7 separate regions of the Mus musculus genome follow, and regions 2, 3, 4, 5, 6 and 7 are each linked to region 1. The links are chromatin loops, found by intact Hi-C in ENCODE. Cell type or tissue: left cerebral cortex. All regions are shown on one strand.

The links. Hi-C counts contacts between places; a loop is a spot of excess contacts. Peaks named below come from ENCODE experiments on the same cell type or tissue, not always from the same donor. Only the 100,000 strongest peaks of a DNase experiment are listed, where the experiment ranks them.
Region 2: a loop joins it to region 1, with 3 times the contacts of the local background. A loop is called at or near these places in 5 of 42 quality-filtered maps.
Region 3: a loop joins it to region 1, with 2.7 times the contacts of the local background. A loop is called at or near these places in 2 of 42 quality-filtered maps.
Region 4: it touches region 1 in a loop (4-fold over the local background); 4 of 42 quality-filtered maps call a loop at or near these places.
Region 5: a loop joins it to region 1, with 7 times the contacts of the local background. A loop is called at or near these places in 41 of 42 quality-filtered maps.
Region 6: a loop joins it to region 1, with 2.7 times the contacts of the local background. A loop is called at or near these places in 4 of 42 quality-filtered maps.
Region 7: a loop joins it to region 1, with 4 times the contacts of the local background. A loop is called at or near these places in 3 of 42 quality-filtered maps.

Annotation. Positions count from the first base shown.
Region 1 is chr13:97,937,532-97,941,531 of GRCm38, reverse strand. Arhgef28 (Rho guanine nucleotide exchange factor (GEF) 28) reads left to right here. Exons shown (of 36, transcript NM_012026.2): 31 at 1,972-2,072. Among named protein-coding and RNA genes, the nearest start is that of Gm34388, 46 kb to the right of the region's middle. In left cerebral cortex, CTCF peaks have their summits at 1,823 (motif pointing left), 2,449 (motif pointing right) and 3,376 (motif pointing right); DNase peaks (open chromatin) are centred at 1,883, 2,456 and 3,414.
Region 2 is chr13:97,560,264-97,564,263 of GRCm38, reverse strand. Gm5086 (predicted gene 5086) reads right to left here. Exons shown (of 3, transcript NR_046157.1): 2 at 279-404. Among named protein-coding and RNA genes, the nearest start is that of Gm5086, 2.3 kb to the right of the region's middle. In left cerebral cortex, a CTCF peak has its summit at 1,731; DNase peaks (open chromatin) are centred at 1,854 and 3,898; H3K27ac peaks cover 2,707 bases.
Region 3 is chr13:97,377,878-97,381,877 of GRCm38, reverse strand. Gm33447 (a long non-coding RNA gene) reads right to left here. Exons shown (of 3, transcript XR_001780846.1): 2 at 2,597-3,070; 3 at 1-1,737. Among named protein-coding and RNA genes, the nearest start is that of Gm33447, 3.7 kb to the right of the region's middle. In left cerebral cortex, no CTCF peak of the experiment used is centred here; DNase peaks (open chromatin) are centred at 1,350 and 1,591; H3K27ac peaks cover 618 bases.
Region 4 is chr13:97,547,497-97,551,496 of GRCm38, reverse strand. No RefSeq gene overlaps it. Among named protein-coding and RNA genes, the nearest start is that of Gm5086, 11 kb to the left of the region's middle. In left cerebral cortex, no CTCF peak of the experiment used is centred here; DNase peaks (open chromatin) are centred at 394, 1,110, 1,954 and 2,753; H3K27ac peaks cover 3,388 bases.
Region 5 is chr13:97,237,767-97,241,766 of GRCm38, reverse strand. It overlaps Enc1 (ectodermal-neural cortex 1), which reads right to left and starts at 662. Exons shown (of 3, transcript NM_007930.4): 1 at 238-662. In left cerebral cortex, CTCF peaks have their summits at 601, 1,429 (motif pointing left) and 2,103; DNase peaks (open chromatin) are centred at 1,102, 1,345, 2,043, 2,670 and 1 more place; H3K4me3 peaks cover 1,794 bases; H3K27ac peaks cover 2,224 bases.
Region 6 is chr13:97,630,197-97,634,196 of GRCm38, reverse strand. No RefSeq gene overlaps it. Among named protein-coding and RNA genes, the nearest start is that of Gm34087, 9.4 kb to the right of the region's middle. In left cerebral cortex, no CTCF peak of the experiment used is centred here; DNase peaks (open chromatin) are centred at 477, 1,149, 1,928 and 2,165; H3K27ac peaks cover 3,710 bases.
Region 7 is chr13:97,748,902-97,752,901 of GRCm38, reverse strand. Rps18-ps4 (ribosomal protein S18, pseudogene 4) reads right to left here and starts at 1,790. Exons shown (of 3, transcript NR_152263.1): 1 at 1,750-1,790; 2 at 1,333-1,490. In left cerebral cortex, no CTCF peak of the experiment used is centred here; a DNase peak (open chromatin) is centred at 1,721.

The DNA.
Region 1 (4,000 bases):
CTATTCTTTTTTTTTTTTTTTTTTGGTTTTTGTTTTATTACAAGCACCCAAAATTATTTTCCCCTCCCAAATTCTGCTTTATTTAACCCTGGCTTTCTATTTTCAGAATGTGCACATATGTTTTTCATTTCGACCGGCCAGATTCATCAAGGGAGTTGTACTGCTCTGGGTGATTTCCTTTAGAAGAGCCACATTATGCCATTGAGGAAGTGCTCTCTAAAAATACTGAGGGTTTGCCGCCATCAGCCCCGCCCCAGGGACAGCTGGGAGGCTCCTCTGTGCCCTGCAGCTGTTTGGAGCCCTCCCCAGGTCCTCTCCTCCCTTCAGGCAGGCCAGTGAGGGTTCTCCCTGTCCGAATCCTACAGAATCTACACCCATTTGCTAGACCTAGAACAGCCTGCCCTGCCGTTAGGATCAGGCATGGGGTGAACCTGTATGCCAGAAGCCATCCTTTTTGGCTTGGCTTGGATTACGGTGCTCTGAGAGTTTGGTCTCTTTATACAGTTGTTAAGGGCAGAAGAGGATCCCTCAAAGAAGGACCAGAGTAGCTTTGCAGTGGGCTTCAGGGAGGGCCTTTGTGAAGCGAGCCCCTGTCGGTCTGAGGTTACAAGCTCATGAGTACACTTACCAAAGGAGACTATTATACTCTACTGTCCAGAATGGTCAGTCCAGTGGAGACCCTGTTGCCCACCCTGAAGCTATGCCTGAGGGTGCAGAAACTTCTGGAAACTCCCCTTCTACCTCTGCTCGGCCCCATCTTAGCTTCCTCCAACGTTTAACTGTTAATGTGAGGAAGTGGGCAAGAGGAACAGACTGGCTCCTGGTTTGGAGATGGCTTGACTGTCTCTTTAGGCGTTAGGAAAAGTTGCTATAAATTGTCCCTCCAACATCCTTGCCTAAGAAGTGCTCGCTTGCACCGGGTGACCTTGGCTTTTCACTGGGTTCATTCGAAGTGGTTCCCACTCACAGAAAACTCTGGCTTAGAAGAGGCTTTCTGGAATCCTGGGCAGCTGCTGTTTCCTAATGGTGATACATGTGATTTTTAAAATTTAAACAAAGAGAAAGGGGCAGCCCCTTGTTAGAAATAAAGATGCGTGATGATACCATATTTTTAAAAGAAGTTTATAAACATCACAAAATGAGTATTTTGGTCAGGATCCTGGTCAGATATTGCTCCAATGAAGTTGGGGGTGGGGTGGGGTGGAGCAGCCTTGAGAAGCCTGGTTTAAGTCAGGAAAAGGTGAACATAGCCTAAGTTTTAACTGAAATCCATAAAGCAATGATGAAATCCTGCCGACCGAGGTTTCACCGGTAAAGGTAAATTTGTATTTGGTACTTAACATCTCTGGATGTGTTTTCCTAGGTCAAATGTATTTACAGTGTTAAAGCTTAAGTGGGAAGTGTGAGCAAAGCTGGAAATGAGGAGAAACTGAGGCAGGCTCTCAGTTTTTATGACTCTGAGACCATAAAGTGTTAGCTGCCTCCAGCCTTCTTAGATCAGTGCCCTCTGGACCTGCGTTCTAAACCTTGTCCATCAGCTGCTGCTCTTGTACTGGCCTCGAGGGAGCCTTTTATGGACCTGGGTCTGCCAAGAGACCTTGCTGTAATTCCACTGGGCACCTGTTTTAAATTACTTCTTTCCCAGGCAGCTTTGTCCTATTAAATGAAAGCGAGATGTAGACTCGGTACCACAAACAGCCCATGGACACATGAGCCCAAGAAAGAAGCGCAGTTAAAATGGCAGGTGGCAAAGGATGCTGCTTGGTGTCTCTTAGCCTGTAAGCTCCGGGAGAGCAGGGACTGCGGGCTTCCTTGCGATCTCTAGCGCCCCCTGTAGGTTCATTCAGTATGTATTATCTCGTGATGACTCCTTTTTTTGAAGTGTGCTTCAGTTGTGGGCAGAAGAATGTAATTGGCCGGCTGACGTTTGATGTTGTCCTTTTTGTTTCTGTCTCAATGGCGTGCTTCCAGCATTAGTCACAGAAGGGACAGAAGGAAGAGGCTGTTGGGATGTGGATCCCGGGCTCCAGGGTGTGGTAACCGACTTGGCAGTCTCTGATGCAGGGGAGAAGGTATTGTTAATTGTTAACCAACTTGCTAGTAACCAGAACCTATTGCTTTTGTATACAAAGTAGATTCAGCTCTCTGGCAATGAGTGGATTGAAAATACCTTTTTCTGAATTGTTTCTGATTTATTTAAATATCTATATTGAAACTTTCTAAACTATTTCTTCTTTAAATGTTCGTGGTTTTTATATATCATGTTAAAAAGAAAATCAACTGAGACGTTATTAAAAACCAAAACGAAAAGCTTGACAACCCTCCTGTGTATATGTGTGTCTGCACTCTCTGACTTCCGGCCTACTCTCTGCATTGCAAACCTTTGCTTTTCTCACTGCTTCTGGCAACTCCCTGTTTGAGAGGTGACCCGACACTGGGACGCTTCACCACCAGATGGCGCCCGTGAGCTGAACTGATTTCCACTTTGGGACGTCTTGCTTCTGTTCTCTACTGTGATCCTCTGCTCTTCACCTGTATCCCACCTTCCTCTCGCAGACTTGGAATCCACGTAACCACCCTTTGCCCGTGCTACGATGTTCTCTGATTCCTAATATATGTAGGCTGGACCTCTCTGTGTAGAAATTATATGCATACAGCTTCCTATTAGCTTGACGTGTGTGATTTCATAAGAGGGGAGGAAGAGCTCGGTGCTCCTGGGAGGTGGGGAGTCAGGTCAAGGGTTTTTACTTTGTCTAGCATTGATTTAGCTCCATTACCAAGTATTAATGCGCACCAGTGTGGGACTACGACATGTTACAGATGCAACATCTTACTGTTACATGTTTTCCAGATACGTGGCATAGGACAGAACCAGTCTGGCTCTCAGAACTTCACAGAAAAGTCAGCTCTGACTTAGTATTCATTTGCAAAGCTCAGAGGCCCAAGTTAATTTATGAATACAGAATTTTACTCTACTTACTCTGATTGTAAGCTTTGAGCTAGTTTGCCTTAGCTTGTCTGCGCTTCTCCGTGTGATCTTCACTTTGAAGCGTGAAGCCAGTAGCTTACAATCGCTCCTAGGTTGTTTGGGAAGAAAGATAATTGGTCGATGCAGCCTAGTTCTGCACAGAAAATGGCTTGACTCTGACTCCTGACTCAGTTACAGGTGGAGAAGTGAGTTCAGGTTTTAACCTCTGGAAACTCTGACACTTGATGGGGCCTTTTGAGAATGGAAATAAACAGATAAAGCAAGTATATAGTGATGTCTTGGCGTCAGCGTCCTTTAAAAGATTAGATTAAAACAAAATTCTGAAAGAATTAAAAACAATACCCAAGGGTAGAAATTCTCCTCGCATGGATCAACTGTAGTTATACAGTACCACCACCAGGTGGCGCATGAAGTCCATTAAAAAGACAATGTACACTTTCTTCTGTCTTCCCAAACCCAGAGGTTCGAGCAGTAACCAAATGTCGCACAATCCAACCCATTTCTACATGTTTGCTTCTTGGTAGAATATAAAATTTGGAAATATCATGGTTTTTTGTTTTTGTTTTTTGTTTTTCCACTAAAGCAGTGGATGGGCCAAGAAGGGCTCATAGGAAACGCAAGAACTTAACCACCAAACCAGAGTATATTCCGTACATTTGGGCAGAGTTCTAAAGTACCGACATGCTTCTCTCTATTCTACCTTTGTCCCTTCCCTGTTAATGGACTGATTAGCAACAAAGTCTGTAGTGACAGTATGAAGGCAAAGGAAATGGGGCTCGCTCACCAGCAGCTTAAGCTCCCAGCCTCCTTGAAGCAACATGGTTGACTTTGTTTAGGGCTGAACATGACGTGTGCTCAGACAGAAGCAAGCATCATCCAGGAGGCTGTAGGCTCTTAGAGGCTAGGGAAATGAATGGTTTCCTAGTTCACAAAATGTGGAGTTTGTAGCATTCATGGCTACTTATTAAAGAGAATGCGAGCAAGTGTAACTTATACTCATTTATTTGTTGA
Region 2 (4,000 bases), 380 kb after region 1:
TCCTGAGGAACCCCCCCACCACACACACACACACACAGGTTATGGAAGTGGTACACCTGTCTAGGGCAAAGACTTTCTTCAGACCAGTCAAGGGGAGAGCAAGCTGTGCATGGAGCTCCAAGGATGTACCTTGCCTGAGTCGCCACCCATGCTGGGTTGGGCTTTGGGGTGATACAGTGGCCTTTGAGTCACTCATGTGCGTCTAAATCAGCACCCATGCTTTGTAAGCAACCCCAATAAACTCTCTGGTTCAGCCTGTCAGACTTGAATGGACTCACCTCTCTTGTCTGTCATCCGGGCCCTATCTGACGTGAATAGGCATTTGTTCCCATCTTCCCAGGAAGTCCCGATGAGAAAGATTCCATAAGACCCTGAATGTGCTGTAGTTGGGACTGTGGAAAATCCTGGAAATGAAAAAGGAAAGAAAATTATACAAAGATGTCATCACCAGCCAAGCATGGGCTAGAGGCACAAGTAGCATTCACAACCTAAATTATCTTGAAGACTTAGGACTGTGTCAGTTGGAAGAACAAGGTGGACTGCCTCTATGTCCCTGTATTCAACTGAACTTTATTCTCTTTTCGTTTTGTTTTGTTTTGTTTTGTTTGTTTTGTTTTGTTTGTTGTTTTTGTTTATCAAGACAAGTATTCTCTCTATAGTCCTGGCTATCTTAGAATGAGGGCTGGCCTTGAACTCAGAGATCCACCTGCCTCTACCTCCCAGTGCTGGGATTAAGAGCATGTGCCACCACACCCAGCTAACAAAGCAAATTCTGAACTTTATTCTCTACACAGAAGAAGTCTTCACCCTGTCTGTAGCCCTCGTTACACTCTCTGATGCTGGTAACAGTACAAAGTAATTAACGTGGCAACGAGAATTACAAGCAAATTGTAAAACCCTTCGCTGAATTACATAGATTCTTAAACTAAGCTCTCATTTGCGTCTCACAGACTCTCTGCGTCTCAGTCCAGATGTATCTTGTGCACTAGCATTGTGTGTTTGTTAGAGTAGTGGGGTTTTCCCCCTCCTCACTCTCTGATGCAGTAGTGAAGGGGTGTCAATCCATTTTTTACAGTAAAATCTCATTTTTAAATGCCTACCTGCTAAGAATAAAAGAGATTAGAATTACTCTCTCAGTCTACAATGACTGTCCTTTAAGTGCTTAGGAGGGACCCCGATTTTGAATTATCAGTCATCTAATTCCTGGTTTTTTAAAAAAAAGGTAAGAAACTCATATAAAGTATAATAAAATATGTACTTATATCAATGTCTAGGATCACAGTCTGAAGTGCCTTGCTGGGAGAAGAAATTCCCTCAGAGATTCCATCTAAAAACACCCCAAACCCTTCTGATTTGGGGTTATGTACCATGCATCTTTATATAGCCAGGTTCCTTTCATCGTGTAGTATTCTCTGTACCAGTTAAGCTCCTTAAGTTTGTCTCCTTCCACTCCCACATTTGAGTAAAATGAGCACCTTTCATTGCACTGTTCATCTTATGACTTTGGCTCCTGCCTGTCACATCAAGCTAGGGACTTCCTTGGATAGAAGTGACAAGCCAATCTGTCCTTCAAGTCAAACCACAAAGGCATTTACACACAGACTACATCAAGCTCTCTTTAGAATTCTTTTCCACCAGTGCGACTGTGGATCATGTTCGATATTTGAAGAGTCAATATAGGAAACAGCAGTCATAGAGCTGGCTGTTATTATCCATTGTCATGCATAGCCCTCATCAGGCTCATGGCTTTGATGTTGGTTCCCCAGTTGGCGGTGCTATTCAGGGAGCTTTTAGGAGCTAGGACCTAGGTAGCTGAGTCAGTCACTAAGAATAGGCACTGAGGCTCTGGTACCACAGATGTTTCCAGTTAGGCTCTGGTCCCTGGTCTTTGTGAGATGAACGGCCTCCGCCATGTGCTCCTGGTCATGAGCTGAGTGACTGTGCCACGCTTTTCCTGCCATGATGGAATGAAACTATGCTGACCCCAAATAAAGTTGCTTCTATCAGATACTGTGAGTACAGCAACGCAAACTTAGCTGCTGCCAGTATCATACCATAACACACTCAACAAGTCCCTCTTGGAGCTTTCCTCCTTGAAAACCAGAAGCTTTCAAAGGGAATGGTCGCTCATTCAGCATTTCTTGTATAGACTTCATGGTTGTTTCGCTATTGGTTTGGTTTGGTTTGATTTGGTTTTCTCTTCTTTCCTTTCTGCTTTGGCTGGCAGGGAAGTCAGCTTTGCATTAAAGCAGTGGAGTCCCTCAGTCTATTTCTGATATGATCATCTCTCTGTTATAGTACCAGCCCTCATCCTGTATAAATCCTCTCTGGGGTCTCAATTTGCATTTAAATGTCTATCGGATATATTGAGTCGATTTTGAAAGTGCTCACTAAGTAGTAAATATAAATAAGTCTTTGGGCTCTTGGGCAAAAGGAAGACCAGGGACATATTTACTTACTCATCTGGCAACCCTGGGTAGAACTCCATGTAGGCCCTGGGCTTTCTTTTTACTGCACGCAGACTAAACAACCTCCAAGTATCTTCTCCATCCAGTGTTCCCATAGTCTCTCATTTGAGGACAATGGGGTTTAACTTTTAAATCATGCACCTGTGGAACAGCCTAAAAAGCTCTTACTTTGGAGCACGTGCAGCCAGGCGCTCACGCTCTCCACTCTGCCTCAGAGAAACCGTGCTGAATTTTTATTAGCTCCATTAAAAAAAAAAAGTTGAAATCTATGGTATTGCACTCGTCATCTTAAAATAAGATGCCAGAGAAGTTTTGTGTCTGAAGAGTCTTGAAACAGGTTTGACCTTGGCCTCTGTAAACTCAAGTACTGTCTGCAAGCTCGCCTGCATAAAGCCATGGTCCTGGCTACAATACTAGACCCAAGAAAACCCTTTGACAGTTTCCCCAGCACTGATTGATTTTCAATACATGAGAACCAACCCACATATACCTTAAAGGAGGAAATCAGCCTTAAGCTACTGCCTGGCCCTGGGAGATATCACAGCCTCGGGATCCCTGTTCCCCTCTGGCTTTTTTTCTGGTGTGCACAACCTTGCATCATCTGTGAAACCTGTTTTCTTACTTCTGTTTTCTTACTTCAACATCTACTTCATACAAGATTCAAACTCTTAAACCGAGCTCTCCTTTGACTGAACTGAATTCCCTTGGAGGAATTACCCCAGTGTCCAAACAGAGCATCACTTAGTCATTGGGCAATGCTCTCAGGAGACAGGACAAGGTCCAGAGAACAGCTGCATATCTGTGACCTACTCCCACACAGGGCAGTACACTCATACCTGGGCTTTCTCCAGACAATAACTGTGACTTCCAAAAGCCCAGCATCCTCAGCTATATCATGTGGATGATGTAGAGGCAATGTTATTAAATTACCTTCTAATTAATTGGTTCTCAGTGTTACCAAGACAGATTGCTAGTGGCTGAGTACCTTGATTCTGTGATTTAGTTATTACCCAGTCTAACTCTAAAGAATTAAAAGCATCTGCAAAGTCAATATGGGAAGGCATGTGACCAGCACTTAGCCATTGTTAGTCCAGGTTCTACACATGCCTGTGCTTCTGTCATAGGTTAAAGGTGAGAATGCATGACGACAAACTAGAAAATCTTTACAACAGCCATCTCCCAAGAGTTGACAGTGCTCTTTATATAGAAGCCCTTCCCTAAATACTGTCTGGTTGGAAATGGTGTGTATATTCAGGTATATAGAGAGCTCACACGAAGCCCAACATCCTACTATATCCACTTGAATCCATTCTCAGGCCTCGGTTTGCCCCAAGTCTTCCCAGCCCAAGCTGTGGCTTCTGTATTGCTAGGCACTCGCATTCTCCACTCTGCCTCAGAGAAACCATGCTGAAAAAAAAACTGTGTTGAAGTCTATGGTGTTGCATTCGACATCTCAAAATAAGATGCCAGAGAGTTTTCGTGTCAGAAGATTCTCGGAGCCGGTTTGACCAGAGCCTCTGTTAAACTCAGGT
Region 3 (4,000 bases), 560 kb after region 1:
GTTATAATCCAGAGCCAAGACAAACGAAAGCAGAATATTCCATCTACTAGTAGAGCCAACAGGTTCCCGTGGCTTCTTCAATGTTTAAAAATCAGGTGGTTTATCTGAACCCCACACTCCAGTCAGGATTTATTTTTGACTGAAGCTACCCACCCTGTGCCCTTCCCTTCTCTGAACCAGCACCTTAATCCAGTCATTACCTTTGAGACTTTCCAGTCCTATCTTCACACCCAATTCTCACTCGACTTCATCACAACCTGAACTTGCCAGCACATCAAGCAACCTCACTGACAACTACCAGACCATTTTTTTAAAAGCTTGTATGGTAGCAAATAGCAAAGGCCATGCATCCATATAGACCAGGGCTTCTCAGCTTTTCTAATGCTGTGAATCTTTAGTACAGCTCTTCATGTTGTGGCGACCCCAACCATAAAATTACCTCTGTTGCTGCTTCATAACTGTAATTTTGCTACTGTTATGAATTGCATTTTTCGAAGATCTTAGGTGACCCCGTGAGTTGTTTGCCCCACCCCCCAAGAGGGGTGGTGACCCACAAGTTGAGAACTGCTGATCTAGGCAGAGCCCCGTGTATGAAGCAGGCTCATAAGTGAACAGTAACAACCTTGGGATAGTGCACTCCAATGAGCGATACACATTGCAGCTCCAGATGGAAGGGACAGCTCACAAACATATAACAAGGAGCAGGGATTTGAAAGAACATGCTCCATATGATCACGTAATTTTACATATTTGTATTAAATTTTAAAAACACATGTATTTGTTTTCAACTATTACTCTCTTTAACTATAATATTTTTAACTGTTAAACTATGAAATAAATTCGCTAGTCACCCTGGATTTCCAGGCCCATCTCCTTCTATGCCAATGAACTTCCCAGGTTGTTCTCTGAGTAACACCATGATGGTGTGGTCTCCCAGCTGACCATATCTCAGTAGCTCTGAATATCTCCCAGGCCCATGAGAAGCCACTGGAAAGTGAACAAACACTTCTGAATGCCTCCTGTGTGCTAGGCCAGGTCCAGGCTAGAGTTGCTATTCGGTTTTCTCTGTAGTAGAATTATTAGATGGCAGAAAGCAGCATGCAGAGGCTTGAAATACGGCCCCATAACGGGTTATTTGACCCCGGCAGCAATCTAGTAATAGCTATTTTGTTTGAATCAACAGAATCTCATCTTCCCAACCCTGGCACCGTGTCCCTGCTTTATGGCTCTCAATTCCTGTCTCACATCACCCTACATTTTGTATAATGACTTTTGAAAAGTGTCTTACATCATCCCACTCCTCGATGTCGGGAATCACTTTCAAGAAAAGCACTTTGGGGGTGAGATCTCACACTTGGCAAATCTAAGCACTACCGTGGAGACGTAGAAAGCAGACACGAAAATAGTTTTTAGGGCAAATTAGGTCATACATTTTGGTCAGAGTCAGAACAATTTTAAAAAGAAGAAGAAGAAGAAGAGTTTGCTAAGGAGCGAAAGAAACCGGCACCTCCTTGGGGTGACTTTGAAACCTGCTGTGTTCTGGATAAGGAAAGCCTGGGTGTCTTCTCAGGTTGCTCTCATTCTGAGCTCCCCAAATGGGTTTTCTGAGACATCTGCTGACCGGCTTTTGTTCTCAGTGAATTCATGTTCCTGGTGCTGCTGCGTTTATCTTCTGTCTTTGTCATTCTTCACAGCTACTCGTCTTCCTGCATTGAAACTACATTCTGAGGTTGACAGCTGAGGAGAGAGCAGAGCTCTATGAGAACCAATAAAGTAACCAAGTTTCCAAGTGACACTGTTTGAAGCTCATTGTGGAGACCAAGATCTTAAATCCAGACCCTGGGGCCTGCAAAAGCCAGGGCTTTCAGACATTTAGGAGGTTTCTGTGGACCAGAAGCCTGGCTGGGAACATCAAGAGCCAAGACCTAAAGGAGTCTATACATAAAACTTACTTACCAAACTGACCATGGTGAAGTATGTTCTGGGAGCTAGCACTCAGGAGATGGAGGCAGGAGAACCCAAGAACATGGTCTACTTGGGCTGCACAGAGAGACTCTGGATCAAAAAACTCAAACCAGAGCTGTGTTGGTTGCTATGATAAATACCATGATGAAGGTGACTTATAGAAAGAGAAGTTTATTTGGGCTTACAATGCGCTATGGATGAGTGACTATCATGGTGGGGAAGCCAGCATGGGAGTCAGTAGAAATTTGAGGTCACACCTCAAATGCCAGCACAAAATGGAGAGTGTGAACTAGACAGTGGATAAGGCTACATGCTCTCAGAACCTGCCCGCCTCTGGTGACAACTTCCTCAGCAAGGCTGTGGCTCTTAAACGTCCCAAAACAGGGCCACCAACTAGAGACTCAAGTGTTTGAATGCCCCAGGTTATGAACCACACAACCCATTCCAGTCACTTCAGAAAAGTGTCTGAAAGCAATAAGGGGGTGAGGGTGGTGTTGGTGTGTTTTTGTTTTTTTGTTTTTTGTTTGTTTGTTTGTTTTTATGTTTCTGTTAGAGAAAATATTGTCCTCTTCAAGAGGGAACTACTAGACTGGTTTCCAGGATGTGGTCTGCACAGTCCAGCATTGCTCACCTCACCCTGCAGGGTGGAGAATCTGGTAGTTGTTTCATCTACAAGGCTGTCTGTCTCAGCAGTCCCAATCTGGTCCCAGAGTCCTAGAGGATCGCCGGAGAGCTGCTGGTCTTCAGTCTACATTAGAAGCCTAAAGACATTGGTTCTGATACCAGTGAAGAAATACCGGGACAGCAGGATAGAGGAACTTGCCAACAAGGTGAGAGGCAACAGAAAGGTTTCTTCTTCCACATCCCTTGATCTGGGCTGTAATCGGAGGGTGCTGATGTTTAGGGTGAGTCTTCCCTGCTCAAAATTATATGATCAAGAGCATTCCTCATTGGGGCTGGAGAGGTGGCCCAGTGGTTTAAAGCACTGACTGCTCCTCCAGAGGTCCTGAGTTCAATTCCCAGCAACCACATGGTGTCTCACAACCATCTGTAATGGGATCTGATGCCTTCTTCTGGTGTCTCTGAAGACAGCGACAGTGTACTCCTATACATAAAATAAATAAATAAATCTTAAAAAACAAAACAAACAAGCAAACCATTCCTCACAGAAGCACCCAGTAACTTGTGTTTTAGTTGGTTCCAAATGCAATCAAGTTGATAATCAAATTAACCATCTTGAGGGTGGGGGTAGGGGTGGGGGTGGGGCTGCAAGGGCTTAAAAATCTCTTCGAGAGGGAGTGATGTTAAGAAATTAGGCAAGAGCAAAGAGCCTTGTGTCCCCACTGGTATCTCTTTTTCACACCTAAGCACATTGGCTCAGACCCAGAGCAGGGTATAAAGCCCCAATGGCACTGTCCAAGAGGTCACTCTGTCACAGTATAAGACAGAAGGAGCCAGTCTGAGAGGAGTACCGCCCACACAAGGTTGTGAAAGGGCCACAGATCCAAAGGTTCTCCTGATCCAACCAAGGAGTCTGCAGAGTGTGTGGGACTGTTTAAGCAAGGCCACACTTGAGTCTGAAGGTGCTCCCCTCCCTATCCTAGACAGTGATAGGAGAAGCTGCCTTTGGTAGTTAAGTTACAAGGATGGGACAGTGCCCTTATCACAGGGGCCCAGGAGATAAAACCTCACAGCCCTTTCACCATGCAAGGACACAGCACACAAAATCAGGAAGAAAACTTTCAATAGACACCAAACCCCATGGCACCTTTCATCCTGGGCTACTCATGTTCCAAAACCTTCTCTGCCATAAGTCACTTAGTCGGTTGCATTTTTATAGCAATCCCAGCCAGAAGAGGACGCAGCAGGCAGAATTCAGAGACTGAGGCCAAACAGCCTTAAAGACATCTCTGAAAGTATCAACCCTGGACCAGCAGTCTGAGGACCACCAAACGGAGACGTCTATCAGTTTCACCGTCTTGACACCTCCAGATGAAGACAAGGGTAGGACTCTGAAATGACTCCATCATTACCC
Region 4 (4,000 bases), 390 kb after region 1:
CTCCACTCACTGATGATCATCCTAAGGAAGTTGAAATCAAGATTCTTGTCACGTGCCAGCATCTGACTCTAGGTACTGGCTTCTTCAAGCACGGTGAAGCCAAGACCTCTGAAGACCAAATTCATTGGTTCCCACTTTGCTGCGACTGCAGTATCTGACCACAAGATTTCAGGTGCTGGGCTTCCTGAGCACAGAGGTCCCACCTCATTCCTCTTTGCAGCTCTCTCCCTGTCCTTCCTTCTAACCCAAACTCGGAGCAGGTTCTGTCGTGATGTTGGTACCATTTGAGAAGACACAGTGGCATCCATGTTCTGTGTCCCGAGTGGGCATATGTGTGCTTTGTCAACACTCAGCTTCCAGGTGTCTTTCTTGTGGAGGCAGCCTCTGTTTCACTGGGAAGCTCACCTCTTATTTTCAGCCTTTGTTATTCTAGGGGAGATGACTCATCCTGACATATGATTCACAGCATCTGAAGAGACCATTGTACTGAGCATATGACTATCAGAGTCAATGAGGGAAGATTGGGGTCCTAGTGAGTACTGAGAGATCTGTGAGGGAAACAGCTGTCCTTCTTTCTGTCTTTGAAGCTGACAATCATCTTGACATGGAATAGAAGTGAGGTTTTTTTTTTTTTTAATCTTACAACAACAAATAAAATAGCTGTCAAAATATCACAGTAGTGGAAAGAGCCAATTGGAGGGAAATCTTTCTTTCTGTCCAAGAGAATGAAATCTCTGGTCTAGATGGAGAGCTAACACGCAATTGGGCAGGTTGGGTGATCTGGTTAAGGGACCACCCCCAGGAAGGCAAGTTCACCCTAAACCCTGCTGAAGAGGAGGGAGGAATAATTATCCTTTTAATGAGATACGGTACTTTTCCTTCATTTCCACCTGCTAGCACAGTCCTACAAGGCAATGTAAAGTTCTGCTCTGTCTACCCACCTTTGTTTAGACTCAGAAAGGCTTAGCTTTTCTTTTGTCTTCTTTTTCTGTCTCTCTCTTTGAGCTGCTGAGGAGCCTAAGTGTGATTTTTTTCCTGGTACTTTGGGTTTCCTTACTCTCTCCTCCCCACCATGTGGCTGCTCCTCTGCCATATGGCTGAGGCTCCATGCTGGCTGAGCTGCTTCACCCTTTTCCTTCTCCTCTCCAAGCTCCTCCTCGGGCAGCTGCCAAGGTTTAGTTTTCCTGCTCTTGGGAGGGAGTGGTGGTTTCTTCTCGTGGCCTTCCTTTTTTAAGATTTCTTCTCATGGGCTGGTGAGATGGCTCAGTGGGTAAGAGCACCCGACTGCTCTTCCGAAGGTCCGAAGTTCAAATCCCAGCAACCACATGGTGGCTCACAACCACCCGTAATGAGATCTGATGCCCTCTTCTGGTGTGTCTGAAGACAGCTATAGTGTACTTACATATAATAAATAAATAAATCTTTAAAAAAAAAAAAAAAAGATTTCTTCTCATTAGGTAGTATTGGGGAATGTGATGTCTATACATCACGTGTGTGGCTATGTGTGGGACTGTGGGTGCCCATGCATCCGGAGGCATCAGATCTCCCAGGGTTTCTTCTGTTAATGCTTGCCCCGCTGCCTGCTATGAGCTATCTAACCTGGGTGGTGGGCACCGAACATGGATTCTTTGAAGAAACAGTACACTCTCTTAATCCCTGAGCCAGACCAAGATTTTTCAAGAAAATTGTCCCCCAAGCTTCTGTTTGAGTCTGTCATTAAATTATTTTATGAATGGGATTAAGAACCCCAAAAGGGACTTTGATTTCCCCTGTACCTACGTGCTGGCTCCTGTGGAACTCACTGAAATTCCAGTCAACAGTGACAACAGGTGAGATTGCCGTCGGCCCCAAAGGTACTTTTCCAATGAGCACTGACGATACCCTGCTGACAGTATTTAGCTTTTCTGGCAGTCTTTCATTTTTCTGTCACTTAGGACTGGCACAGAGCCCTGAGAGACACCCACTTTGCCACTAAACTGCAAAAATGATCATGTCTACTAGGGAGTTTGAGAAGGGGCTACTTGGGCGTAGGGTGGGGCTGTTCATGCTGATGTTGGAAAAGAGTGCAGCCTGGGAACCGGAAGCCAAGAGCAATGGCTTCCAGTTGAGTGTGTTTTCCTTTTCCACACACGTTGTCTTCTGTGAGCAATAGTCATTAAGAGTAGCCATCTACTCTGTGAGTGCCTTAACAGTGCAACTGGGCCAGAGGAGCTTGCGAATGAGTCACCTGCCAGGGAGTGTGCTGAGGGGCCATCTTCAAAGCCACTGAGAAGGCCTCTCCTAAAAGACGGAGGGTAGACCAGGCAGCTGTGGCAGAGTTGCCAGCAACTGGCAGGACCATGGCAGCTATAGAACATTCTAGTCACGCATAGTCTTTCCACAGAAGATATGGCGGCAGTGAAGAGAGACTATGCCTCCTCCAGATTCAAAGATGGATTTATTTCCAGAAGTATCTGCCCTTGCTGGATTTGGGTAACGCGGTTTCATCACTAGGTTCCATCAATGCATTGTCCAGACTGGGGTGGGGAGTAATTCCGAGTAGAGAAAATGCTTAGCATTCTTAACACACTAGGTTATGTTCCCAGGACTGTAGAAAAATGAAATGCCAGTGGGCTGTGCCCATTGCTTAGTGAGTGTCTCTGATATTGTTAACTTGAAGAAACTTGAAGTATGGGCCTCTGCTCTGGTCTCTTCCTCCAATGTTGATGTTTTTCTCAACTAAAAATAGTAGCTTCCTGCTTCCCTGCGATCAGGCGCCTTCAACATCAATGTTGAAATATTTACTTCAGCTGCAGGAAAACGAGTCTGTTATGTCTCCACGGCTCGGCTGGCGGAAGCAAAGTTTTCTTGGCAACACCCCTGCAGCAGCCTGCAGGAAAGGGTCACCCGAATCTACAAAGGGGCAATCGGCAAAGACTGCCTTTCTTCTCTCTTCTTTTTCCCATTTAGCTCTGAGCTATGAACATGCTTAAAAGCACAAGTGAGGGGGCCAGCTCTGAATGCTCTTTGTTCTCAGAGATAAGTTCAAAGATATCAAAAGTCACCCTCTAAGGCTGCAGGGAAAATGCTTTCTTTCTACTTAGCTTTTTTTTTTTTTTTTTTTTTCAAAAAAGTTGAAAGTCTACAGGCTTCCCAGAAATTCAAAGGTAAGAACCAAGAAGGTAGCTGAAGATTGTTTCCTGACATTGGAAAAATAGTTTTCCTTTTCTTCTTCTTCTTCGTTTTTTTTTCCTTTTTTCTCCCACTGCCCCCCAACCCCCACAGGCAAATCATATTCATGCAGCTGTGCCTTCAGAACAATTAGACACACCTAGACAACCAAAAGGCCATGCCAAGAAACTGTCCCCAGGACAGAGACAGTGAGTGTTCTGACATCCTATGCACCGGTCGGCTTTTTACAATCTGAGGCCCTTCCACGTATGTTTCCCACACATAAAAAAAAAATAATAATGCAAGCATCTGACCCATATGCCAGAGTGTCTTTTTCTCTCTGTTGCTGGCCAGAGCAGCTGGGAAAACATAACCTAGGACTGAGGAACCCTCTGACACATCAGTCCACCGAGGTCCTTGGGACATGGTCAAAAAGATGTCTGGATCTTTAAAAGACACTGATTGTTTAAAGAATGAAATCATTCCTCTGAAACCTTAACTCAGCATCATAATTGGACCCAGAAAGACACTGCGAGAGTCTCACCGAAAAAGACCCGTGTGTGTGTGTGTGTGTGTGTGTGTGTGTGTGTGTGTGTGTGTGTGTGTTGGGGGGTCGTGTATGGAGGCCAAAGATCAACTTTGGATACCCTCCCTCACATGGTCTCCACTATTTGATACAGGGTTTCTCATTAGCCTGGAGTCCCCATGTCATCTAGACCTCATGGCCATTGAGCCCCTAGGAAATCTGTCTGCTCTATTGACCCCGGTACAGGAATCACAAGTATGCACTACCATGTAGCTCTTTAACATGGGTACTAAGAGTCAAACTCAGATATTCAAGCGTGTACCC
Region 5 (4,000 bases), 700 kb after region 1:
GGTTCCTCGCACCCACCGATACTTGCCCGGGCGTTACACCGCAGAGGGGAGGCAAGTTGCTCTCCCAGTGCCGTTCCCACTCCAGCGACTGTTCTGCCTCGAGAGCACCTCCTGGGCTTAAGCCTCAGCCAGGGTGGCGGGCGCCGGCTCGATGCTCCCAAGCACACCCCGCGGCCGACTCCCACCGCCCGAAACCCGGGCGCCCGCAACAGGTTTGGGGTTGCAGGGCAAACTTACAGTAGTGGCGGCTGGCCTCTGCACACAACCGGCTGCGGTTCTTGCCTCGGTCACCCGCAGGGAGCCGACGAAGGGCGTCTCTGTTCCAGGAAGCGGTGGCGATCGCCGGGGAGAAAGGAGCGCTGGGAAGGGAGGCGATAGCGTCCGGGGTAGTGGCTCCCGGGCTGGTTTCGGCAGGCAGCTGACCTCGGTCTCCGGATCTGCTGCTACGGACCTGGCGCCCCGGCCGGGCCAAGCGTCTGCCGGCGCGCGCCTAGCCAGGGGAGAGTGAGCCTGCGGCGGCCGCGCCGCGGAGGAAGGCGGTCTGCACGCAGGGGGAGGGAACGGGGTTGCGGCGTGAGCGCTGGCGGCCGCCTGGCGTCGGCTCCGGGTCTCTGCAGCGCCTCCGTCGCGCCGCTGGCTCTGAGGCTGCGGGAGCTGACTGCGCCGGGCCACCGTGCGCCGGCCTATAAGTTGCGCCCGGGAGGGGGCGCGTATGCAAAGAGACTCGCTAGGGGGAGGAGGGAGGAAGCGCGTCCACTACGCGGGCAGGAGCGGGAGGAGCTGGGGGGGGGGATGACGGGGGGGGCGGTTAGCCGGAGAGGAACTAGGGGAGTGGGGCGGGGAGCGAACGGAGACAAAGCGGACGCCCTCGCTCAGCAACGGGCAGCTGCAGCCCTCGGGGACCGGGAAGAAAATAAGTTTTAGAGGCTCGGAGGGTCTTCGCCTCCTCGGGTCAACCCCATTCAAGGCTAGGTCGGGGGCTGGGGCACCCAACTCAGGGGAAAGCAGCCCTAGGCGCTTTCCTGCGCTCGAGGGTGCCGGGATCCTAAGAATGCTCAGTGGAGTAGCCAAGGCCAAGCTGGGGATCCACCGCTCCCGCATGCACTCACTGGGTTAGACACCCCAGCGGCAGGCAGAGCCTAGTTCCCGCAGGAGCAAGGGAAGAAGCCTAGGTCTGGACCTCGGGGAACACTGCAGGTTGCGCAAGTGGACATTGGGTTACTTGCTGGCAAGAGGCCAGACTCCAAACTCTTGTGGGGGGCTTCCTTCTCCACCCCAAGTTGGTGAGGAAGCCGCGGCAGGACTCTGTCTCGCTCGGAGCTGGAGCCGCAGCAACCCCAGCTGGGTCCTGAGGGCCCACGTGTTTCGCAACCAATCGCCCAGGGCCGCTAGATTCAAAGCCAACTCCTCCAAGGAGCAGACACGCTGCCTCCTCCTGGTAGGGAAGATGTCTGTTACCTTCGGAGACTTGGCCTTTCCTGGGTTTGGTTGGTTGGTGGAGTCTGGAGTTCAGTCAAGAAATAGCGTGTCCCCCCCCCCCAAAAAAAACAACAACCATCACCCCACACACACACCTAAAGTCTCGAGGGCCTAGCAAAAGAAGGAACTCTATCCTAAATAAATAAATAAATAAATAAATAAATAAATAAATAAATAAACAAACGTGGCCACAACTGTTTATGACTCTCATTTTTGACTCTCTGTGCTGGGAGCTAAAACGACACTTTGAGTTGGCTCTTATTCGGCATTTGAGATATGTAGGGACGAATTGTATAGATTATTAGCCCAAACCCTTTATTGTGCAGGTGAGGAAAGAGAGGTCTTTGGCGATGTGAATTGCCTGGCTGGAGACCTGCAGGGCCTCAGTAGTGGCCAGGGAGTTTGCCCTATCCTCTTCATCTCCCCAACGCTTCGCCCCCAGTCTTCCTTTTCTTAAGACACCAGGCGTAGCAATGGTTTAAACCGGCGCAGGAGGCTCCACATGGCGCTTCCTGAGACCACAGACTGCTGAAACCCGCAGGGTTGGTCCTTTATCCCAGCTCCCTCTCTCTGGCTTCCTCTGCTATTGAGGCTGATAGATTTTGCTCATCGCAAAGAAAGACAGTGCCCTCTTAAGTCCTTTCTTAGCATTAACTCGTCAGCCTCACGACAGCCTTTTCAAATCTGTTTCCTATTTTAATTTTTGATAGCGTCTTGGCTCCATTTTGCTTTACAGAGCCAGGGAAAAAGCTCGAGGGATTCAAGGTAAGAACCAGGTGTGGAGGCCCCCAGGGGCAGCAAGGAGCCAGGCAGGCAGAATTCCGTTCCCAAGGAGAGAAAGATTACAACCAATAGAAAGCAAACGGATGGAAACGGAGTTCGCATCAGAGATAGGCTCTGACGAGAGGAAGATAGGAACAGGTCTCCGAGTCTTTTAAAAGCATATTTCTATGTCCTGTGGAGGCACCAAAGCCCACTACTGTGCACTTTCTGGCCCTTTTTCTTTGTTTTCATCTGTCTGGGTTTGGGTCAAACACAAATATGTGGGTTTAGGGCACTAACAGTTCATGTGTACCAGTGGAGTGGAACACTGTTCCATTAAGAAGTTAGCACATCTTCTCTTTTGACAAAATATGCCTGTCTTTCTCCCAAAGCCACCTAGAACTGCTGCTGCTGCCTGGAAGCAGTATATATACCTATGTCAGCTGGTTGGCTGGGGGTTTTGCCAGGAGAAGTCAGCTGGCAGAGGATAGATAATCGTTTCTATTGCATCTCCCACCTGGAAGTTGCAGCATCCACAATGAAGTAAACAGTGAAGTTCGCTTCTCTTTGTAGAGTGCTTGGCTAAGCAAGAGGGCTAAAAGGATGCTAAGTCCAGCTGTTAGCTGCCGCTGTATCTTTTCTACCTAATGTTACCACTTCCTGTGCTTCAAATCAAGAAAACAAAATCACAGCCTAGAAACTTCTGAAATGAAATCAGTGACCATCCACATCCCTTCCTCTGCTAACGGGAGATAAGCAACTTCCGGTGACGGAATTTGTTTATATAGGTTACACAAACCAGGAAATACTGAAAGACACAGGAAGTGAACTTATATTTTAGAAAAGTGCATGTTTCCAGTGACCCTCAGACATGAGCCAGAGTATGAAAATTCTTTCGACTGCTGGGCGGCTTCTAATGCCTTTCTCACGGCTGAGAGTGATTTGCAACTTAGTGGATTTATGATCATAGAAACTCAAACTATATCTTTTTATGGTCTCTCCCAGCCAATGGCAAAAGTCATTCTTATCACCTTGTTCACAGGAAGCAAAGGTGAGTCGTGTGCGTGTACAGGAAGAAACCGCTCCACAGGATTGTGATTGCCCTAGACTACAACAGACAGGGCCGGATGCCGAGGTGTAAGACCTCAGGAGAGGAGGCCACTCCTTAGCTTTGTACAGCAGCCTGAGCTTGATTCAGGATGCTAGTTAGGCTGGTCCCGCTGGCCGCTGGAAAACTGTCTTTGCCTGGCCTTGGGACTCTAAACCAAGGTTGTTTTGAATGCTGTTAAGAAGCTGTGCCCAAGGCTTTGGCCTTGTTATCTTCCTTAACGATATTATTTTGCTAGGCTGCAAAATCAGCAGCGTGGGGTTAAATGTATTAGCTGCCTTCAAACCTAATCTATCTTCATTCATTCCTAATTATTCTCAGGCTGAATTAATGAGAGTGATTTAATTAACACCATACAATCACAGTACCAGGGACTGGACAGCTCAGGGGATTAGACCAAACTGGGCCAGGCAGCTGCCACCCGGCCACTTACAGGTTCCCAAAGCCTTACCCAAATTCAGACATGTCCCCTGCTGGGATTCCAGAAGGGCCCCCTTTGTTCTTTGAATCACTTCCTCAGTCTGTGTGAGGAAGATGGCAGCCCTCCTACCTAGGCTTTGAGAACCAGGCCCAGTAGAGTCAACATGGCAGAGGGCCAAATGCCCACCCAAGGTGTGATGACTAATCTTTATTGTTAACTCGGCTGGATTT
Region 6 (4,000 bases), 310 kb after region 1:
AGTCAGGCAAAAGGGAAGCCGAAGAAGGAGATGTGATCCCCTGCTCTAAGGAGCAGTCATCTCTCTAGGCTACCCCACCATGAGTTCACAGGGCAGAGACGGTGGGTGAGGATATGAGAGATGGGGGAGACAAGAGTGTCTTTCTCAGTGGGAGATGGACAGAAAGGAAGAAATCTGCCTCTCCCTCACTCTCGCCATCCTCAATTGATCCTGCAGCCCAGAACAGCTTCCAGCCTTGGGAATACACTAAGCAGATGTTTTAATGGAACCTCACATTGGACACCACACTAATGATCATTAAAGACTAATTAATTCTGGTGGTAATGACTCCACTATCATTTTTATTAAGGTGCAAGGGCAATCTGTAAAAAGAAAATCATCTTCCCAGCTAAGCAGACTTTCTTTAACTCGTCAACACACTGCCAAAGAAAAGGGAACATTCTGCCAGCACTCAAACTGGGGGAAAAAAGTCCTCAGGCAAGTTTATATAAAACCCCAGAAAAGTGATACATAATAAATTAAATATCCCGAAATAAGCAAAGCATGAATATTTAAGCACTGGGCTAGTTTAATTCGGAGCAAGCAATGAGACCCATGCTCTTTACACAGGATGGAAAGTTTAAGCCGGGAGCTGCCCTGGGTCCCTTTTTATTCAAGACACTGGCAAACATCTTGTGTCACTAACTCATTGTCGAGCTGTAGACCAAGGTCAATATTTCCAGGGACTGGCATGGACTCCTGTAGTCTACTAAGATGAGGAACTGGAGCACAGAGCATACATACAGCGTGTGTCATATGTAAATAGCTTATGGGTGCTAAATGATAAGCCAGCAGTATCTTGTTGGGGTCCAGAACACAACCGAGAACAATCACAATAGGCAGAAGTGAGGACAAAGAGAAGTGAGCTCAAAGAGGGCAGCAAAGGAGAAACAGGATCATACCGCCTCTTCCAAACACAGTAAGAGGAAGCGCTGCATACTTAAGGAACTTCTCCCTTCGTGAACTTCAGGTTTGATCCCCATCAAAATTTCTGCTCTCTGATGCTTAAATAAAGTTTATTCTACCTTATGTCATGTTCTACGCGGAGTCTGGTGTGCACAATATTTTTGTGCACAAAAATAACACACACGGGATTGGGAAATGGCTCGGTTACTAAAGGGATTGCCATACAAGCATGAGGATCTAATTTGATCCCCAGCACCCATACAAAAGCTAACTATGATGGTTTGGGCTTGGGATTCTGGTGCTGGGGAAAGCTCACTGGCTAGCCAGACTCAGCAAACCTCAAGTCTTTGTGAGAGATCCTGTTTCAAAAATCAAGACAGCCAATGTCCTGGTGAACAACATCTAAGGTTGACCTCTGGTTTCCAGATTCACAGGCATACATACCTGCACGCGCGCGCGCGCACACACACACACACACACACACACACACACTTCACCTTTAGCTTTTTCCTATTGTTTTGTCATGTGCAGTCTGTGTGTGTGTGTGTATGTATGTGCATGTGGTATGTGTGTGTGTGTGTGTGTGTGTGTGTGTGTGTGTGTGTGTGTGCATGCATGTGTGTGTGTGTGTGTGTGTGCATGCATGTGTGTGTGCATGTGGGGTGTGTGTGTACATGTGGGGGGGTGTGCATGTGGGGTATTTGTGTGTGTATGTGTGTGTTTGTGTGTGTGCGGGGGGGTACTGATGAGCCTCACCCAAGGGAATAACGCACAGAGAGACAGAAAGATGTCAAGAAAGCAAAGATGAATAGCCTCAGCATTGCAAGCCACAGAGGAATGGATGCCCGGAGTCTTCTGGTATGGGAAACAGATTCCACAACTCGACACTTAAAAACCATTTCCTTGCTGCCTGGCAAAGTAGGAGAACATCATATGTGTGATTTCATTCGTCCTCCCACGGTTCTGAGATAGGTGTTAAAACCTCATCCCTTACTGTAGATAGAAAAAAAAATAGACATCGAAGGCAGAGGACTTGCAGAGGCTTCTTCCTCCAAGTTCATGGTCCTCATCACACACCAGATTAGTGGGTGATGGTCGAGTCGGGAAGAGAAGCAGCAGGAGTTAAGCATATGTCAGATCTATGCAGACACAGAGCCGGGGACAGGTCTGGGAGACTCCCTGTCCTCACATGGTCATATTATAGTTTACATGCATCTACCTTAAAACGCGGCTAGCTGATTCCTGAAAATAACTTGACAGCTCAGCTAAAGCAGGAACTGCAGGTTCTCGATGCTATGAGTGAAAACCGCCCGTCCTCTCGCTCCAGCAGAACACAATGAAATGATCTGTGGTTTTGGGTTGGGTTTTTTTTTTCCCCAGACATGGAGTGTTTTCAAAACTCTTGCAAACTCCTCTATGTTCTTGTTCTTTGAAATCTGGCAATGAATAATGAACTAGAAACATCTGGGATGATTCCCCCCCCCCCCCGCCCCAATACTACACAAGAATGGACTTCTATTCTTGTTTCCTATTCAAGGAGACTAGAGCCTAGAGAAACTGACTGTGTCCTGGGCATGCACTCAGGGACCAGGGGACAGCAACAGGGGCAGGATGCTCATGTCTCTTCCATGAGACACAAGTTCCCCTCTTTGGTATCGGCAGATTTCCACACGAGGTATGACCTGTGTGGATAGCCATTTCTCAGCCAGCTTCAAATGCTTTGCACAGAGGATGGTGATACGTAGGGGAAAGTCACCTGGCAGGCTCTGATCCTCCTGGATTCTAAACATGCAAAGGCAGGGGGATGGACGAGAAAGAAGAGAAGCTTGCTCCCATTACTTGCTGATAGAGAAAGCACTGGTTCCGTTAGGGCTTTGAAAAAAAAAAATCCACTCTCAGGTGGAATCTAAGTGCCATTTGATTGAGTCTTAGTGCCATCGCCCTAGACGAATAGATTTTTCCCTCCTAGTGTCCACTTTATCAGCACCCCTTGGTCTGACCTTCAATACTTCACCAAGCTACCCTGCTCTCCAGCATCCCAATCATTACATCATCATCCTTCCACTCAGGGAAGGGCTGTACTGGAGTTGGGAAGAATTGTTTGCTTCTGAGTCTGACCAGCTGGGCTTCTCCGTGCTTCTGTGCTGGGATAGCTCACAGCAGCACACTGTCTCTTCTATGACTGTGTGGTTTTCTGATTAGTACTTATTCATAAATGAAGACCATAGACCAACCTGTAGGTCTCAACCCGACAGGGGTCACACATCAGATACTCTGCACGACAGATACTTGTGTTACAATTCATAGCAGTAGCAAAATTGTGGTTATGAAGTAGCAATGAAAATGATTTTATGGTTGGGGGTCAACCACAACCTGAGGAACTGTATTAAAGGGTCGCAGCACTAGGAAGGCTGAGAACCACTTCTGTAGACTGTTCTTCGATGGTTCAGATGGTAAGTGCATTCATGTGAATTCAGCCACACTGGGTTGTGTTCACGGAAGGTAAAAGGTGGCTAGATTTCCTTGCCCTTCAGAAAGTCATTTATTGAAGAGGGATTTTGCTTTTTATTTTATATTTATATTGTGCATAAATATAATGCCATAGATTGTAACCTAACAATCTACATTATATATTAGTATCTATGATTTATTTTTACGGTATTGGTTAAATTTGTACAAGTAAGAAATATGCTAAATATTTTTCAATGGGAGGTACAGGTAGGCTGACCTAGAAATCAAGCTCCTCCTAATCAACTCTTCCAAATGCTGGGATCCCACGTTTATTCCGTGAGTGGCTCACACTCACACTATTACACAATTTGACCTGCATTTTAAACGACTGTCAGATTTTTGTTCATACATTTTGTAATCGTATAGACACATTCATTTTAAAGACACCTAAGGATGCAGTAATTTAAGAAACTACTATCAAAGACTGATAATTACACCTTTTAGAGGTAATCTCTGATTATATTTAGATATATGCCATTTCATCTTTGTTTCCTGTATATTTGTTCCCTGTATATTATACACATATATTCTGTATATTATATAT
Region 7 (4,000 bases), 190 kb after region 1:
ACTCCTCCTCCATTTCCCTTCACAAAAGAGCAGGCCTTCCAGGGATACCCACTGAATACCATGTAACAAGATACAGTACACTAGGCACAAAGCCTCCTATCAGGGCGGGGGTGGGAGGGTGGGGGGGTGGGCGGGGGGGGGGCGGGGGGCAAGGCCTAGGAAGAAAAAGGGTCACAGGAGCAAGTGAAAGACTTGGAGACAACCCTACTTCCACTGCTAGGAATCCCACAAAAACACCTAGCTAAAAACCACTAATATATATGCTGAGGACCCAGCACAGACCCGCGCAGGCTCCGTGATTACCACAGTAGTCGCTGTGAGCACCTAGGAACCCTGCTTAGTTGATTCTGTGGGCCATGTTGTCCTGGTGCCCTCAACTCTCTGGCTTCTGCAATCCTTTTCTCCCCTCTTCTGCAGGGTTCCCTAAGCTCCAAGAGAAGGGGCATGGTGAAGATCTTCAATTTGGGGCCTCTATCAGCCTTATGTTTGGTTGTGGGTCTCTGCATCTGTCCCCATCAGCTGTTAGTGGAACCCTCTCTGATGACGATTGGACTTCCGGGGGGCTTTCTCTTTCTGAGCCGTTTGTTCCTTGCACTTCACGTTACAAAGATCGGCTTCCAATTGATCCCAGAGTTCCCACAGCCGTCATGTGACAGGGATGGATTTGTGCTGATTCTCGGGACTGGCAAGAAGATTATGGGAGTTACTGGTTACTCTAAGAAGGAAACATTGTATGATAGTAGAGTTAGCATGGGCATTCCTTAATGATAAGCAGAAGACATAGTCTGATTGACCCCAGAAAATTTTTGTTTTGTTTTTGAGATATGATCAGATGTAGCTCAATCTGTCTGGAACTCACTATGCAGCCAAGATGGACTTTGAGCTTCGTCTTTGTTATTGTTGTTTTAAGATTTCTATCTATTTTATATATATATGGTTGTGAACCATCATGTGGTGGCTGGGAATTGAACTCAGGACCTCTTGAAGAGCAGTCAGTGCTCTTAACCACTGAGCCATCCCTTTAGCCCGTTTGTTTGATTTTTTTCCTTAAATCAGTTTTAAATAACTTTTTTGTGTTGTTTGTGTTCAGAATACGTACATCTGAACGTAGGGGGCATGCACACTCACCAGAAAAGGACCTCAGGCATCCTGTTATTTTCCTCTCTGCTTTATTACCCTCAGGTGATCTTCCTGCCTCTGTCAATAACACCCTGGGTTACTCATGGCCATGCCCAGCTTTTTATGTGGAAGCTGGGGATTTGAACTTGGGTCTACATACCTCTTCAGCAAACTCTCTTACCCACTGAGCAACCTCCAAAGCTTAACTCTGACCTTCTGACTCTCCTGCCTTCACTTCCTGTGTGCTGAGATCACCAGCTTATACCAGCAGGCCCAGTATATTTGGTGCTGAGAACGGAACCCAGGGCTTCATGCACATCAGGACAGCATTCTGTTGAGTATCCTTCACCTCTGCATTCTTCTTTATGGATCTACAAGGCCCATAAAGGTTACTAGCCGTGGCTGGAGGGTGGAGGCCCAGAAGAAACTCATGTTTGTATGCCCACATGCATCCTGGCTCAACCTAGCAAGGATGGGATCCCTGCCAGGCAGAATGTAGGAAATGCTCAGCCTCCCTTCCCAGCAGAGACACACAAGCTCTGGCCGGCTGTGCCCTTTCTCTATAGGCTCATATGCTCAGTTCTGGCTGTCTTTGCCTTTTAGCCCTTCCTTCCAGAGTCCCCGACTCACCTATCCGCTGGCCTCTCCTCAGCCTCTGTGGAGGACTGCACATGTGTGTGCAGACACACTTCTGCCACCTGGAGTCCTCTCTGTGTTTCCCCCTCTTTGTCTCATTTTGGTTCACAGCAGGGCTTCACGATTCTCTTGCATTCTGTTAATAAAAATTAAGCAATCAATTTTCTTCCCCTTCATTACATCTAATTCCCTCTCTAACTCAATTATTATTGCAACCCTGGCAAGTGCTTTGCAAGGCAGATGGCAGGAAGGACAGGTTGCCAAAATAAAGGGCATTGTTTGCTGAGGGATATTGTTTCCATGAAAGTGATGACACTTTCCTTCCAAGGATGGATTATTTTTTTTTTCTAAAATCAAATTCGTGTAGCTCTGTTAATGGAATAGGTTCGAGCAAGTGCTGCCAAGAGAAACATAGGCACATACAACAAACTATAGCAGCCATTAAGAGTACTTTATATAATTTAGTAATGTAAAATAATACGATGATATATATCATTTTCTTCGAAAGAAATTAGAATAAACGTATGATGTGACTTTGTGTTCCCAGCCCTTTGAGTTCTAAACTATCTCATTGCAAAGGTGGTTTATTTGGTGCCACAGTGCAGAGCCAGCCTGACAGATTAAGTCATAGTCCTTTATAGTGTTGCTTGGGAAATTTCTGTCTGACTAAGAGTGGCGGATATCCAAGCTCAAGTGCAAGCTCTGATCGACTGATCGATGGGTTGATTGCTATTGTCTGTGCCATTGTGAGAAGTAGGTAAGAAGGCAACGGGCACTCTCTGTAAGGAAACCCCTAAGGAAACTCAGCAAGAGTGGAGGGAAGTGTTCTTCCTCCGGGTTGAACCCTGAAGAAGTTTGGAAGGCTATTTTTTCCTCTTGTGCATGTGTGTGTGTGTGTGTGTGTGTGTACACGCACGTGAGCCTTGTGTGTGTGCTTGCATGTGTGTACATGTGCATGAGTCCTTCCGTGTGTGCTTGCATGGATGTGCACATGCGTGTATGAGCCTTGCCTATTGTGACTCAGGAACTACCCACCTTATTTTCTTGAGGCAGGTTTACTCACTGGCCTAGAACTCAACAAGCAGGATAAGATAGCTGTCCAGTGAGCCCCCATGGGTCCATGTCCTCAATTTACCAGTTTTGAGGTTTCAATTTTTGTCACCTGCCTGGCTTTTGTGTGTTGTATATGGGTTCTGGAGAACTGAACTCTGGCCCACATTCTTGTGCCAAGCACTTTCCCGTCTAAGCTATCATCCCAGCCATTCCCCTTTTGGAGACAGGGGTTTACTATATAGCCCTGGTTGGATTGGAGCTCACTGTGTAGACCAGCATGCCAGTTCTTTGAACTTACAGTCGTTCTCCTGTCTGTGCTTTCTAATTGCTGGGACTACATCTATAGAACACCATGCCAACCCCAGCAGGCTATTTCCATATTGTATTGGGTGGAGAGGCTGATCTGTTTTGTTGGGGTTTTCAGCTTGTTTGTTCTGTTTTTCTAGGTCTACTGTAGAATCAGTCTCCTTATTTGATAATCACACTCCAATTATAATTCTTTCTGCCATACTTATTAAACTGCCTTGACTCTCCTGCCTGTGTTTTCCTGGAACACTGCCTCTAGACATTTGTTTGTTTTTGTTTTTTTTCTAGAACACAGTAGAGTCCCTGAGATGGAGATCTCAGAGTCAAGATTATCAGTGAAAGGACCTTAGCCTACATCTTTCTGCAGGCCAGGAAACCTGGGCATCTCTGTCCATTAATTCCCAGAGTGGACTTGAATTTATCAGGACATAGTGAGTCTAAAAACATCTGGCCAGCCAGACATGGTGGCGCACGCCTTTAATCCCAGCACTTGGGAGGCAGAGGCAGGCAAATTTCTGAGTTCGAGGCCAGCCTGGTCTACAGAGTGAGTTCCAGGACAGCCAGGGCTACACAGAGAAACCCTGACTCGGGGAAAGAACAAAACAAAACAAAACAAAACAAAAATCAAAAAACATCTGGCCAAGATTTCCCTTCTCCTAAAACAACTTGGACATGCATTGCAAAAGAGATTGCTGGACATAAAGATGAAAAGTGTTTCCTTTGTACGATGCATTTATAACACAGGATAAAGCAGCAAAATACACTCGTCGTTGAAAACTCAAAAAGTGCAAACGAGCACAGTAAATTTTAAAAACAAAAAGCAAAATCACCTATAATTCTGGTCTATGGAGACATTGGCCATTGAAATGTTAATTCGTCTGAAAGC